2 separate regions of the Mus musculus genome follow, and region 2 is linked to region 1. Evidence: chromatin loops called from intact Hi-C (ENCODE). Cell type or tissue: gastrocnemius. All regions are shown on one strand. Each heading gives the region's core, and the rest is flanking DNA. Links, peaks and the distances in the headings are about the cores only. Region 1 holds the start of 5430425K12Rik (RIKEN cDNA 5430425K12 gene). Region 2 overlaps 9330111N05Rik (RIKEN cDNA 9330111N05 gene).

Evidence for each region. Hi-C counts contacts between places; a loop is a spot of excess contacts. Peaks named below come from ENCODE experiments on the same cell type or tissue, not always from the same donor. Only the 100,000 strongest peaks of a DNase experiment are listed, where the experiment ranks them.
Region 2: a loop joins it to region 1, with 2.6 times the contacts of the local background. A loop is called at or near these places in 1 of 42 quality-filtered maps.

Annotation. Positions count from the first base shown.
Region 1 is chr13:80,938,770-80,943,169 of GRCm38, reverse strand. 5430425K12Rik (RIKEN cDNA 5430425K12 gene) reads right to left here and starts at 2,767. Exons shown (of 5, transcript NR_103550.1): 1 at 2,516-2,767; 2 at 1,873-1,964. In gastrocnemius, for the core only: a CTCF peak has its summit at 2,145 (motif pointing right); a DNase peak (open chromatin) is centred at 3,776; H3K4me3 peaks cover 1,937 bases; H3K27ac peaks cover 4,000 bases.
Region 2 is chr13:81,020,429-81,024,828 of GRCm38, reverse strand. The region is part of intron 1 of 9330111N05Rik (RIKEN cDNA 9330111N05 gene); the gene reads right to left. Among named protein-coding and RNA genes, the nearest start is that of 9330111N05Rik, 59 kb to the right of the region's middle. In gastrocnemius, for the core only: a CTCF peak has its summit at 2,219 (motif pointing right); no DNase peak of the experiment used is centred there.

The DNA.
Region 1 (4,400 bases), core at 336-4,335:
GGCTGGTGATGTAGCTCAGTAGGTAGAGTGCTTACTAGCAGGGATAAAATCCTGCTTCCACCCTGGATCCCATCCTGGGTATCGTATTAACCAGATGTGCTGGCACACATATGCAAGCTAAGCAGTGAGCTTCAGCTATGTAGTGAGATTAAGGCCAGCATGGACTCCAGGAGACCTTGTCAAAAAGAATTAATGACAGAAAATTGCATTCTTTCCTGATGATCTATATATATATGTGTGCAAGTACTTCATATAAAATGTTTTTTAAAACTTAGAAAACAGAATAATACTTTTTGTTATTTGGAGAGTAAATGCTGAAATTTATTAATAAGATAGCTATTAAGCATTTACTATAGGTCAGAGGTTACATAGTAGATTACAGGGTGATTAATAAAAACAATAGGAACTAACAAAATTGCACACAAGATGAAGGTTTAAGTATTGTCTTCAGGCTTCTGGAATTATTATAAATCAATTTATCTTTTTGCTACTGTTGTCAGGAAAGTACTTAATGAACAATGTTTAGATTATCTGGACTTTGAAAGGCCGAGTTAGAATGCAGTCTGTGTGCTTTCTTGAGTCAAATGGCATGATAGGTAAGAAGAAGAAGCAGAAACTGTATCAGAGGTTCAACTGGCCTGAGAGACATAGGGGTAGATCTCCATCTCCTCTTTATGTCAGATGGAGAGTAGCCTTAGAGCAAAAGAAAAAATGATCTGGTTTGGATTACATATACCTTTTAAGATGTTGAGTATTATAATTTGGAAAAATGTTACTCACATGTACTTAATTGGCAAACACTTTGCATGTACTTTAGATATCTTTTTGACAGGACATTTCAGCCTGTGGTTATTTTTTCATATATTTTATCATTTTCCCAAAGAAATGCATGCATTTACACAGGCTAAGAGAGTGCAGTCAGAGAATTCCATCGTTAACCATAGGTTACCGATCATACGCTGAGGAACTGTCTGGCCTTATCAGGTAGAACTGAAATCATGGGAGAAGACATGGTAATGACACTAAAAGGGGGCACAAGGAAAGCTCCCCCTTCCAGGACAGGTGCGAGCACCACTCTGGCCGCTGTGTAGCTCAGGACTCCTCAGGACAGCTGGCTGACACGGACAGATTGTTCGCTGCCCACTCCAGGGGTTTGCAGGCGTTCTTTCACACATCAGCGGAGCAGGGGAGGCACTATCTGTTCTCTGCCATTAGGGATTCCTATGCAATCTGAGGAAAGAAGCCTTTTTAACCCTCAGAAGTGATCCTTGAGATCTCTAGTATTGATCTACATGCAGAACCACTTCTGGAACTTGAATCATTGAGAGAGCATATGTATGCTGGCACTGTGGAATCTTAAACCACCTAGGATTAAAAACAATCAAAAACCTTTAGTCTGTTTGAAGATGACATTATGGAACCAAACCACTTACTACTCCTCTTTTCACCTGCCAATACAGCAAAAAGTAATGTTGAGGCTACCTCCATCGCCCCCCCCCCCACCCGCTTTCCTTCTTCTATATGTCCCTACATTAAAGAAGGTACTTGGGGGCTCCTTCAAGAAAAGTTGACTCCAAAGTGAGCTCCAGTGGTCAGCCAGGGCCCCATTTCTAGAGGGCAGAGTACAGTTCTGGTATGAGGGCAACACTGTGTGGCTGCCACACACCACTTCCCCCAACCCATCTGCATACATAGGCTGAGCACTTGCTCAGACACAGGGACCCATGAGAACAAGTCCAGTGTTGCTTCACCGATTAAAGGGCTCCCATGAAGACTCATGCAGCTAGTGCCACCCTACAGACTGCCCGAGCTGCCCACAGGAAAAACTAATTACATTCAGATCGCTGGAGAGCGGTCATCCAGAATACATACCTTGCAAAAACTTAGGAACATTCAGGTTGAGTAATGGTTCAGATGGTTTGCAAATAACACATGCTCGTTTTTATGTTGCTAAAGACTCTTTGCTAGGAAACGAAACACTTGAAATTTAATCTGTAATGTTCTCAAGAGTCTTAGGCCAAACCAACTCAAGCTGTGAACGCCTTGGCTCTGGAGAGCCAGGCAAGGGTCAGGGCAGGGCAGTCCCTGGCCTGGCCTGATGCCTCCAGAATAAACCAAACAGCCACCGGAAGTGGTTTCTGGGAGTCAGTAGGTGGCACACTTCCTCTTGAGTCAGAACTGAATCACAGCTGTGAGCCGCAAAAAGGATCTTTCTTTATCCCCTACCTTTTTTCCCTGTTCCCAGCAGTCACATTATCAAACTCTATCAAATGATGTGTGCCTCGCTTAGCTTAGCATATTCCAATGAAGAAAGGGAGAAAGAAAACCATTTGGAAACAAGAAGAGGGTGGGAAATACAGAGGCCTGAACTGAACTCTGACATTGTTTCATAACTAGTCACATTCTAAGAGATGCAAAGGAAAGCTATCTGTAGGTTTCACTGGGGTCATAAGGACCCCAGTTCTCCCAGCTCCTGTCTGACCCACTTCCAGTGAGACAGTTAGCTCTCACTTACATAAGCTGTGTTGCTTAAAATGGCCCTGCTTGGCTTTTCACTTGCTGAACCTGGCATACTCCCCTGTCTGCTGGACAGCCGTCCTCGATGCTGTCCCGAGCAAGGCCTTCGGTCAGCTCTGGGTGAAATGATCCTGTTCTGAATGTACTGAATGCTGTTGGCAATGCTGTAAATTGTTTTTAGTCCCAAGGAAAAGAACTCGGCAGTTACCAACAAGTCACAAAAACAGGCATACTTTCCCCCATCTTCTCCCTAGTGTAGTTCTGGGAATGCACATATATTTAACCACATTTTTATCTGATGACCTTTATGTTAGTATTGCTTTGCTGCTTCCTTTCAAGCCAATGTATTTAGATTGATAGCATGTTTATGAACATGACTTCATAGGCCCAGGCTAAATGCCCTATGTTTGTTTGACTCCTAGAAAACTGATAATCAGCCTGGAATCAGAAATCTTAGTACAATGCTAATATCTCATGGTTCCTGCTGTAAACCAGTCCAAAGTTTAAAGAACACGTTGATTTGTGTTCAGATTCAAGATAAACAGTAATCTGTAACTGTTTATATAGTCCTATGCTTAGTATATGCAGGGCCTTGGCTGCTGTCCTCAGTAGTGTGTGTGTGTGTGTGTGTGTGTGTGTGTGTGTGTATTTATGTATGAGTGTAAATGTGTGGGAGTGTGTGTGTGAGTCAGTATACAGGTGTGAGTGTGTTATGAGTGTGTGTGTGTGTGTGTGTGTGTGTGTATTTATGAATGAGTGTAAATGTGTGTGAGTGTGTGTGTGAGTCAGTATACAGGTGTGAGTGTGTTATGAGTGTGTGTGTGTGTGTGTGTGTGTGAGAGAGAGAGAGAGAGAGAGAGAGAGAGAGAGAGAGAGAATAAAGGGATCTGTGGAGTTGTGGGACCTTGCATAAGTCTCTGAACCTGTCTGAGCCTTCACTTCCTCAGTCTGCACAACAGGTTTCTAACACAAGGGTAGTCTTACTATGAGAACTGCAAGCTTTTCCATAGTGCCCAGGACAGCTCTTGTTTATGCTCAGTCTTTAAGATCAGTTTGTGCTTGTTCTCTTTATTTACAACATCTTTTCGCTGGGAGATATGAACAGCATTTGGACAAACGTGGGCATGCCAAGTCCCGTCTTGCCCAATGACATCATTTACATCCAGCTCCTGTAGCAATTTCATCCACAACACCTGCAACACATGTGACATCAAGTGGCATGTTGGACTCCTTCACAGACTGGTGGGGAAGTGAGCCAGGCAGTTTTCAAAGCCAAAGGCAGCTGTCTGGGCTGGACTGCACTGCCTGTGGATGGCAAGCTAATGGGAAAGGAGTCCTCATCTGACACATGGAAAGGAGTGCCTAAAGGACCAGTTGGGAGCGGGGCAGGGGGGGGGGGTGCAGAGCCAGCAGCAGCAGCAGCAGCAGAACTCATAGCAGCTAGATCTGGCACAGCCAGGTCAAACCAGGCAAAGGCTGGCCATCAGGGAGAAACAGACATTGCCATGAGAACTGAAAAGCCCTTCAGAAATTCGCATCTCCTGCATTTCCTTGATGCCTCTCTGCATTTGCTCCTACAGGGCATTCCTTCATTCCCAGATGGAAATGTGAACAGTAGAGGTCCTCCCCCTTCCCTCCTCCAGAAAGTAGGTCCAGAGGATCATTGACATCATGATCCTGTGCTCACCTGTCTCAGAACCAGCACATCGTGTACTGTGGTTGGCTGATTATAGTCTTCACTAGGCTGTGAGCTACTAAACACAAGGAATCTCTCCCAAATGTTGAAGCTCCAGAGTGCCAGCATGCTCAGCAAGGTCTCTCTCTTACTTGTCCTTTGTTTTGTTTTGTTTTGTTTTGAGGTAGATTAGCCAGATATATTTAAA
Region 2 (4,400 bases), core at 147-4,146, 82 kb before region 1:
AGCACGCATACCACGGTGCTACGTGATCTATCTCTTTAACAAAACCCTCTATAGTCTTAATGGCAATTTTTAGGCCACACTGCCTCAAGACCGACCATAAGGCGGTCACTACGGAGTGGGAAGTTCCCATACTGCTCGCTGCCCTGTTGTCTAACTGTGCCTGACCATGACTGAGAACCAGTCAGCAGTTCCAGCGGTGGAAGCAGTACGTGATCAAAAGAAAAAGAATGAGCCCCGTGAAAACATACAAAAAGGCCTCTAACACTGGAGAAATTTCAAGACCGAACATACCTTACAGAGCCTTACGTGTCCCGCAGTTCTGAACCAGCCCCGCGAACGGGGGATCTCCCTTGCACCGGTGATGGTATGCAGTTCCCAGGTTTCTCAGCGCCACTTGTCCCGAGCTATCGTTCTCGCCAGCAAGAACACACTCAGACAACCGGATTCTTCTGCAGCAAGCTTTATTGCTTCTTAAGGAGGGAAGACCCAGACCCCGGAAAATGGTGCTGCTTATATAGCCCTCAGCATGGTGTTTCAGCACCTGATGTGGCATGTCAGCTCCTGATTTGTTGCTCGCCCATCACCTCATTACTACGCCCCGAGATGGGCAGTGACTAGGCGTGAGTTCACTCTCGCACTTGCGCACAAGGCTTGTTTACTAGTTAGGCACAGCGGAAGCCAGCGCCATCTTATAATGGCGATTGCTCGCAGCACGGCTCTCCACAACTAGGTCCTTTCCTTCTCTCTTCCTCTGAGATCCTACTTTACAAATCAGATACATATATCTATGGACAGACACATATCAGGAGCCATGACAATGGCTGGCTCTCACCAAAGCATTTTCAAATTTCAAATGTGAGTATGGAAGTTTCAATAACTAAAAAGCAATGAGAGCAATTATTTTTGCCTTAAGTCAAAGATGGATGTGTAAAAGGAAAAGGTACAAATTGCACAATAAATTTTAAGGAGAGAAAAAGTGAGGGCCAGGGATTTGGGAAATCTCCTAATTTCACAAAAATTTGTTTTAAGACCTCTGAGTTCCTAACATTAAGTACATTATTAACCTGATATATTTTGTTTTATGAGACAGGTTTTTTGTATATAGCCCCTGGCTATCTTAGAACTCGATATGTAGACCAGGCTAGCCTTGAAGTCACACAGATCATTTTGCCTCTGCCTTCCCAGTGGTGAGATCAGAGGCACATGCCACCATGACCAGTTCAGCTTGATAATATGTTAACAGTTCAGTTGATCTGGACTCTAAAGAGATATATTCAACAGTACAAATGTCCAGATACAAATTTAAACAGTAAGGAAGCATGTTTGAGAACACAGGTCAGACATAATATTTCACCTTCTCTAATTCTAAACTCAAGGAATACCAAAGATCTAGGATTTCCAAGAAGCTAGGTGGGGGCCAAAAGAAAACAACTTTATTCTTTAATGAAGTGTTTCTTTTAGAAGATCTTCAACAAAGTAAATGTACTGGTTCCATAATAAGTTCTTCTTATGATGACTGGCTCTAACCAGTCCTGGGGAAATGTACTAACAGACAGAGATTACCCAGCGAAGTACAGGAGATGAGAAAGTACATAGGGCTGCCGTGGTTGCGCCAATGTTTATAAAGCCCTTGCACATCTTTATGGATAAAAGAATCCACAAGACAATGCCATGTACCTACTTGTTATTGAGATTCCAGATGAGGACATCCAAAGAGCTCAAGGCTTTCTTCATAAACACTTAAAAGTAAACACTGATGCGTATTCTTTTCTGGCTGAGCAGGGTGAAAGTGCCCAGATCAGGGCCGGTAATAGAGACAGCCAGCCAGAGAAGACATCTGCCCACACAACGTGCTTTAAAGAAAGCCCACAGCCCTGCCTGTTGGAAAGTATTTTCCTTTTTGATTCTTCTGAACATCCCCCTGTTTTTCTGGCCTCCATTCCATCACTAATCAGCAGTGAGTTAGATGCGAAGTAAAGGTATTATCTCCATAAAGCCACAGTGGGAACATATAGACAATTTGGCAGGAGAATTTGCCTTTTTCCCACTTTCAGAACAAAACATATAGACAGCAATTAGTTTATCTGGATTGTTGGCTTGAGAAGCAAACGCTAGGATTCTAATAGTTTGGGACATAAATGGCCTTTCTATTCTATATGAGAGTTCAGCATGTGAGTTTCATAACTTCTTGCCCCATGTCAGAAGAATTAGTTGGGGCCCAGCAGAGGGCACCCTAAGAGACCAGCACATAGGGGCTAGAAACTTACTAATGGATATAGGTTTACTAAATCCAGCTTTGTTTCCAACTTTTTAAGTTTTAGGAAGCCAGCCTTAAGGAAACTGGAAAGCTTTAATATTTACTGGTTATGAATTCCCTGGTGGCAGTATTACTTCTTAAATCTACTAGGTGCCAAACCATGCCTTCTTGACCCCCTTCCCCCTCTACCCCTCCCCTCCCCTCTTCATCTTCCTTTTCTCCCCTAGTAGTCATATATAACTCAATTGCCTTTGGTAGAATCAGTCACTTCCTATCCTCACCCCAAAAAATGCAAGATCACGGAGCTTACAGACACAAAAAGCACTTAGAAAGTCACAAAGGGGACTCAGGGCTGAAGCACAGTGCACTGAAGAAACAGACAAAACCTACCTGATTGTTGCATGATGTAGGGGGTAAAAGGTGGTCAGCCAACTCTTTCACTTAGATTGGCTGTTTATGTCTTTGATGTATTTATAGGTATTGAAAAGCAGAGCCAGATCTCTTAGTTTTGAAAGTAGAATACCCTCTTCACATGTCATACAAAATAATTCCCAAGGAAATTCATGGACTTCTCCCCATGTATACAATAATAATCCCAGCATAGGGCTTGCTATATTTGAAGGAGAAAGAATGGAATTTTGAAAAATTACCAATTCAAAATTCATGATGAATTTTGGGCCTACATGAGTGCCCACCATAACTTAATATAGCAAATTACTATTTCTGTTTCCAGTTTCCACCTTAAAATTACATTAAAATCATTTTTCTTTAATGATGATCTTATTCTATGGCATGAGTAAATATAAATATTTTTTATATGCTTTTTGTGGCACTGTCTTGCTATGTAGCACTCACTGGCCTGAAACTGACTATGTAGATCAGACTGGCTCAAACTTGAATCCATCCTCTTTACTTTATCCCCTAAGTACCAGGCTTATATCACCACACCAAGATAAAAATGTTATATTTTGATGAGTCAAAAAAATGATACAGGGATAGTCAAGGCCTAGATTTGTCTATGTCCTTATACTGACAACCTTTTTGTACTGAAATATACTGTGTAGATCAAAGAACTTGAATGTAAGTACATAATAAATTCAGTTGAATGAAAAAAACCAAACACAATACCTAGGTGTGAAAGAGAATTTGAGTGATAGTCCAATTAGAAATACAGCCAAGGAAACTTAATTCATGCAATGTGTGTGGTTACATTCTACAGTATGAAGGAATGTTAGAAGTTCTAGAGCATGCTATTTACCAGAGAACTTGAGCCCAGAAACAGGCAATCTAGAAAAAATAAGCATATATTTGTAAATTTAAGGAAAAAAAATTGTCAGCAGGTAGAATATCTGAGACTGGTCTTAGGGGGAGAGTGTAGTGATTGAGAAAGCATTCCCATGAAGAAAGCAGAGGACAAGTAGTAGGATATAAAGTCACATGAAGAGCTAGATTTGTCCAGAAGTGGAATTTTACAATTCCAGATCAGGTGAGAGAGAATGCTTACTTTGATTAACAAAGCATGCAAGAATAACAGTTCAATAGAAGGCATCGTTGACCCATTTTTCAGAACAGGAATGGAGATTTGATGGGAATAAGTAACTTGTTCACATCTGTCTAGTTAATATGTTTCTGGTCTTGTTATAAAAAATTAGGTCTCCTCGATTGCTAAGACTTCCCTTTTCTTCATTTGGTTTGCTCTAAAATTTCAGTTACTAAAGCTGGGGTAAAGCAAATCAGGTTTATAATTTGATGCTGAGGTCTTCAAACAACTTGGAGGACTGGAACTAAACTCTTCAAATCATTGTTATGATTCCAGACTTAGAGAAGCTCCCATGGTGGGGGCAATTCTCAAGCTTGCCTTCAAGCTGGGGTGATCTTTGGTGTTTATCAAATACCATTGGAAGAATAATCTAAGTGATTGTAAACATAGCCCACACATTTGGATTTTTAAACTGCCCCTAGCTGATGCTGACATATATGCAGCCTGGAAACTACTGACCATAGCAAACCTTGGCTGTCTGCAGAGGAGAACAATGCTGGCCAAAAGCATGTTCAAATGTGGTAGGAAAAATACTGGACGACTCCGGGTTTATTTTTCTTTTCTCTCAAATAAGTGGACCATAACCTGTGCTTGGTTTTTCCA